2 separate regions of the Homo sapiens genome follow, and region 2 is linked to region 1. Evidence: read pairs that join two places in POLR2A ChIA-PET (ENCODE). Cell type or tissue: OCI-LY7. All regions are shown on one strand. Each heading gives the region's core, and the rest is flanking DNA. Links, peaks and the distances in the headings are about the cores only. Region 1 has its middle 5.3 kb from the start of MAP3K8. Region 2 has its middle 24 kb from the start of LINC02644.

Evidence for each region. Peaks named below come from ENCODE experiments on the same cell type or tissue, not always from the same donor. Only the 100,000 strongest peaks of a DNase experiment are listed, where the experiment ranks them.
Region 2: POLR2A ChIA-PET joins it to region 1 with 5 read pairs; 2 of 35 experiments call an interaction of 5 or more read pairs at or near these places.

What each region holds. Positions count from the first base shown.
Region 1 is chr10:30,427,399-30,430,315 of GRCh38, reverse strand. No RefSeq gene overlaps it. Among named protein-coding and RNA genes, the nearest start is that of MAP3K8, 5.3 kb to the left of the region's middle. In OCI-LY7, for the core only: no CTCF peak of the experiment used is centred there; no DNase peak of the experiment used is centred there; H3K4me3 peaks cover 539 bases.
Region 2 is chr10:30,697,437-30,700,353 of GRCh38, reverse strand. It overlaps the pseudogene SVIL2P. Among named protein-coding and RNA genes, the nearest start is that of LINC02644, 24 kb to the left of the region's middle. In OCI-LY7, for the core only: no CTCF peak of the experiment used is centred there; no DNase peak of the experiment used is centred there; H3K4me3 peaks cover 604 bases; H3K27ac peaks cover 1,972 bases.

The DNA.
Region 1 (2,917 bases), core at 198-2,697:
TTTTTAAAGTTAAGAGGAACTTGAGCCTGATTTCATGATCATAACTTTTTCTTTATGGTTTCATGTTGAAACAGCTATACAGATTAAGAGTTTCAACAACAACTTCTTTATACTTTTGATAATAACTTTCAGGTGAGAAGCTGTACAGACACGTAGGTAATACATTTACAACTATTATTATTGTCTTAAATTGTGAACAATTTGAAATTGGATTCTAAAAATTCAGTATCTCTTTTTTTTTTCATTGATATGTGTAAGTTTCTTATGATAATGTGAGTGGATTTCAGATATAATTGAAGTTTTTCTGGCCGGGTGTGGTGGCTCATGCCTGTAATCCCAACACTTTGGGAGGCGAGGCAGGTGGGAACACCTGAGGTCGGGAGCTTGAGACCAGCCTGACCAACATGGTGAAACCCCATCACTACTAAAAATACAAAAATTAGCCGGGTGTGGTGCCTCATGCCTGTACTCCCAGCTACTTGGGAGGCTGAGGCAGGAGACTCACTTGAACCTGGGAGACAGAGGTTGCAGTGAGCTGAGATCGTGTCATTGTACTTCAGCCTGGGCGACAAGAGTGAAACTCCATTTCAAAAATAAAAAATAAAATAAAAATAATTAAAGTTTTTCTGGTTTTTTTTCCCTTTTCTTTCTTTCTTTTTTTTTTTTTCCAGACACAGTCTCACTCTGTCGCCCAGGCTGGAGTGCAGCGGCACGATCTCAGCTCACTGCAAGATCTGCCTCCCGGGTTCAAGCGATTCTCCTGCCTCAGCCTCCGGAGGAGCTGAGATTACGGGTGCATGCCACCATGCCAGGCTAATTTTTGTATTTTTAGTAGAGATGGGGTTTTGCCGTGTTGGCCAGGCTGGTCTCAAACTCCTGACCTCATGTGATCCACCCACGTCAGCCTCCCAAAGTGCTGAGATTACAGGTGTGAGCCACCACATCTGGCAATTTTTTTTATATTAAGAGTTTCAAGCAGGACATGGTGGCTCACACCTGTAATCCCAGCACTTTTGGAGGCCAGGGGAGGATTTCTTGAGCCCAGGAGTTCAAGACCAGGTTGGGCAACATGGCAAAATCCTCTCTCTACAAAAAAAAAAAAAAAAAAATTTAAAACATTAACTGGCCATGGTGGCACGCACCTGTAGTCCAAGCTACTCGGAAGGCTGAGATGAGGCAGAAATTTAAAAATAAATATGCATTCATTCACTGTAAGAAAAGTAACAGGCACGGCAAAGGTTAAAAAGAAAAGAACAAGTTTCAAGTTTTCCTCTGCCTAGCAAGCTCACTTCAAGAAGAGTTATAAGATAATGCTGTCCAGAAAGCCAAGGACAAAGGAATGGGCTCCAGACAACACCCCCCTCCAGAGAAAGGTTGAAGGAAAAAAAAAAAAAGAAGAAAAAGACAAATTCTTTTACTGTTACTCCTTTCCCTGGTTTCTTAAGCATGATTATGTTTTACAAATCTCTGTATTTAGCCAGTTCTTATTTTTCTTTTGACGCAGCTATAAGGTCACTAGCTAGGCAAGGCCACAAGTTATGCTAAGTCAACAGTTATGCTATAGATTATGTGACCTGTTACTGTATGATTAATTGCTTTTGTTTGGCTTTTGTAGGTTTGCTTATAAAAACCCCACTCAGTCTTTGTTCAATGCTCAGCTTTTTGGATGCGAATCCACTGAGCTGGTGCATACCTAAAATAAACAATCCTCCTGTTCTCCATATCAGTCTCTCTGGTCCTCAGTTTCTTGAGCCCAGGATGTTGAGGCTGCAGTGAGCTATGATCATGTCACTGTGCTGCAGCCTAAGTGACAGAGTGAGACTCTGTCTCAAAAAAAAAAAAAAAAAGAGGGGCGGGATTTTCAAAATGACAAAGTAACATGCAGAAAATGCATGCATCCTTAGAGCAGTTACCTTGGATACCACTGAAAAGGCACATCGGCCCAAAGAATGAAGTATCCAACGGAGGTAGACATTTAGGGTTGCCTTTTCCACTGTGGGAACGAACAGCTCCACCCCATGCCCCACCTCTGCCACTGACTGCTCCTTGGACTATGGCCATCTGCTCCAATACCTAAAACATAAACTCCTTCCTCTAACACAGGCTAGGCCCTCTATTCATGACCATGCAGTCATGAGAACCTGTTCAGCCTCACTTAGCATCTTGAGGTGGAGCAGAGCCATCCATCAGACCTGTGGGGACCACAGGGTGCTTCATTAGATTCTGCTGTCCCCCAGCAGCCCTCTAAGACAACCCAGGTGAGATTGGAAAGACACCAGGCCCTAGAGCCACAGGCCCACCTGCCTGCCTTAAGCAATAGAGATGAGTATCTATAATGCATTCATGGTACAGCAATAGGCAAGACTATGCCCTCAGCTCTTACAACCCTCTTCCCTTCCCATCCACCTTAGGACTATGGGGGAGGAATGCAGACAAGGTTGAAAGGGACAGTCTTCTCCATCCTCCTCCTTCCGTTTTCCTTCTCCTCCCCTTTGGGAGGTAGCTCACCAGCTTTTGCCTTTCCTGTGTAAAGTGAAAATAGCAACTGAGCAAGGGAAATGGGGCCCCAGGCAGAGATGAGGTCCTCCCGTGGGGGAAGGGGAGAGAAGTCCCCGGTAACCCTGGGAAGGGAAGGGGAGTTCCTAAATTCACTCAGCTGTGGCTGTTGTTTATCTTGAAGGCTGGGTGTAAATTGGGCCTGTATATGAACCAAGACCATCTGTTCTCATGTGCAGAAAACTAAAATGTAGGTCTCTCAAAGGGCCTAAATAGCATTATTCTGTATGCTAAATGTTAAGAATTTTATTACTTACTTAGTGTTGTGGCTTCCCCAAATTTGAGGTTCTCGAACTGCACTTTAAAAACAGAACTATTGGTCTGTGCTCCTGTGTTCCACCTCCCAAATGGAAACTCCTTG
Region 2 (2,917 bases), core at 101-2,600, 270 kb before region 1:
AAGAGCGAGAGTAGAGGACTGTGGTGAGAACAGAGGGATCGAAGGGAATCAGCTCGCTCAGGGAGCCGTCCCAAGGTGGGGGCAGTAGTACCTGCGGATAAGCGGATTGCATTCTCCAGGATCCAGGGGATTAATGTCACAGTTCTCATAGTCAAAGGTTCCATTCCATAAGTGCTTTGCCAGCTGAAATTCTATTTTTCGTTGTGCTAACGTGACTTCTTTCCCATGCCATACGTAAACTTCACTACCAAAATCAAACACCAGTACCTGGGAGAAATGGCACAAAAGAATTTGTTAACTTCAAGAACATGCAACAGTTGAATCAGGTGCAACAGGGTCTCTGTTGACAGTGAGTCAAACGGAGGAAGACAGAAATCCTAATGGGGTGACCAGCACAGACACAAAAAGGCCAGGAGATCTCAGCTGGCACTGCCCCACCGAGCCAGCCTCTGCCCTGTGGGCACGATTCCTCCTCCCAGTGTCCTAAGTGGCCAGGATAATGTTCCCTCCTCTGAACTCTCAACCTGCTTACAACTTGCGATTCACAAGAGTTCTTTAGGTACATCTTCCTGTCGACTTCCTGCCTCTCTCCCCTATTCCTCCCCCTCTCATGTGCTCGTTCATTCACTTAATATATACACAGAGGCCACTTCATATACCCCAGGCACTCATGGTCCAATGGTGTCTTCTCTCCAGTACACAATTCCAAGATCCTTAAGGGCAGGGATCAGATCATGGTGATACATACAGGAGGGGTTGATTACTAAGTGTTTGCTGAATGAATACATGAATGTAATGCTATTTCTTACGTTCATAGTTTGTTTTATTCTTTCTCTTAGAATGATTTCTCCCTTCACTTCCAGCAATTCAAATTTTGCTTAACTCTAAACTTGGCTCAATTTCACTTTCTATTGAAAATTATTCCTGATGATTCCTGTATTTATTTTTCTGTGACGTTTCCCCCATGTAAAAGACCATACATATCACACAGTCAACCTTGCTCCAGATTACATTCCTTCTAATACTCTTCCGCCCAATTAAACTTAAGGGCCTTGCGTGTCTTCCACTTTCTTAATACTTAGCATACTTAACGGTACTGGAAAAGTATATAATTAATAAATATTTACTGGCATGACAGGACAAAAACAGCACATTAATTGGCAAATCCATAAATTATATATATGTATATGCATCTATTATTCCTCAAACTTAAGGACTGAAAAATATTCCATTAATATTTATACAAAATGCAACAGATAGGACTAAGTAACATTTACATTTTGCCTATGATGCTGTCAATGATCCATGCCACCTCTGAACAATATTCTGGATTTCATATTAGCATTTAAGATGTCAGTAAAGGGGTGAAATAACAAATACCCTGGCTGGGCACAGTGGCTCATGCCTGTAATCCCAGCACTTTGAAAGGCTGAGGCGGCTGGATCACGAGGTCAGGAGATCGAGACCATCCTGGCCAACATAGTGAAACCCTGTCTCTACCAAAAATACAAAAATTAGCCAGGCATGGTGGCATGTGCCTGTAGTCCCAACTATTCAGGAGGCTGAGGCAGGAGAATTGCTTGAAGTCGGGAGGTGGAGGTTGCAGTGAGCCGAAATCTTGCCACTGCACTCCAGCCTGGCAACAGAACAAGACTCTGTCTCGGAAAAAAAAAAAAAAAGAAAGAAGGAAAATCCTTTTAAAAAGCTGTAAATGTTCTACAATGGATACTGACACTGGCTAACCTTTATTGGGAACTTACTCTCTAATCTATTGGGCAGCCTGTGCTGAGTGCTTTCAATGTGCTTTCTCATTGAAGGGCAGAGGCCACAGGCTGTACCTCTTTGGGTTGCAGAAGAGAGCACTTTGGAATTTTCCCCCAGTAGTCGTCATCAGGAACAAGTTTGTCATCCATGAGACAGTAAATGCAGTTAGTTTCTATTATGGCTGCTTCATAGAGTTCATCTTCTTTTGGGTCTCCAGCAGCTTGGGGATAAGAACAACAGGAGAGCATCACATTTTACATTGCAAAGTAGCTGGTTTAGAAGAATGAGCTAAGGGAGAAGAAAGGAGATTCAAGTCTTGTCAGTCTCTGAAGTACAATGAAGTCTGACATTGGTAACTGGTTTGGCCACCCAGAAGCTTGCAGAAGTCTTTGGCTGCAAGAGTGTGTATATTAATTCCTTCTTCAATGATTTAGATATAAGTAGCTCTACAATCAAGCTGCAAGTTCTGAGGCCTAAAAAAGAAACGAACACAATTACCTGGGTAGAAAAGCCCTTGGCTAGACAGAGTGGCACATGTCAAAACCAGAGGGAGAAACAGTGTGCCTGCAAGGAAAGCCTTGTGACCACGGGTGTGGGTGGATGCTGGTTACTGGGTATTTTAAATGACCTCAAGAAAATGTAACTGAACGACCAGGGAGTATCAATTCTTTAGAGCAATAGTTCTCCATCTTCAATAGGTCACATATGATGCTTTTAAAAAGCACTATTCTTTGGGCTTTACCCCATGACAGTGTCATTCAATAGGTCTATGGCAGAACTTCAGAACTACCTGGGATAAAGGACTTTAAAGTGGGGCCGCTTCATTTTTTACACAGGAGTAGGAAGGAACCCAGGACCTAAACACTGGGGTGTAGGTCATAGTCCTAAAACATCCCATTTAAACATGTAATGAAAGCTTGTTTGAGAGACATTCAGGAAAAGAAATCCTACCTATCCCTTCTCACTTGAATGCAACACCTGGCTTTTGAGAAGCTTTGTGACTGACGCCAGGAAGAACACTCCACCGGTGTGTAAAGGAGATGTTAGCTAAAGCGTTTTTATTTTTCAGGTACCAACCTTCGCCTTTTCTATGGCGTTTGCGAACTCTCCTACCCACAGGAAGCAGCAGTGGGGAGAGAGCAGGAGGAAGCAG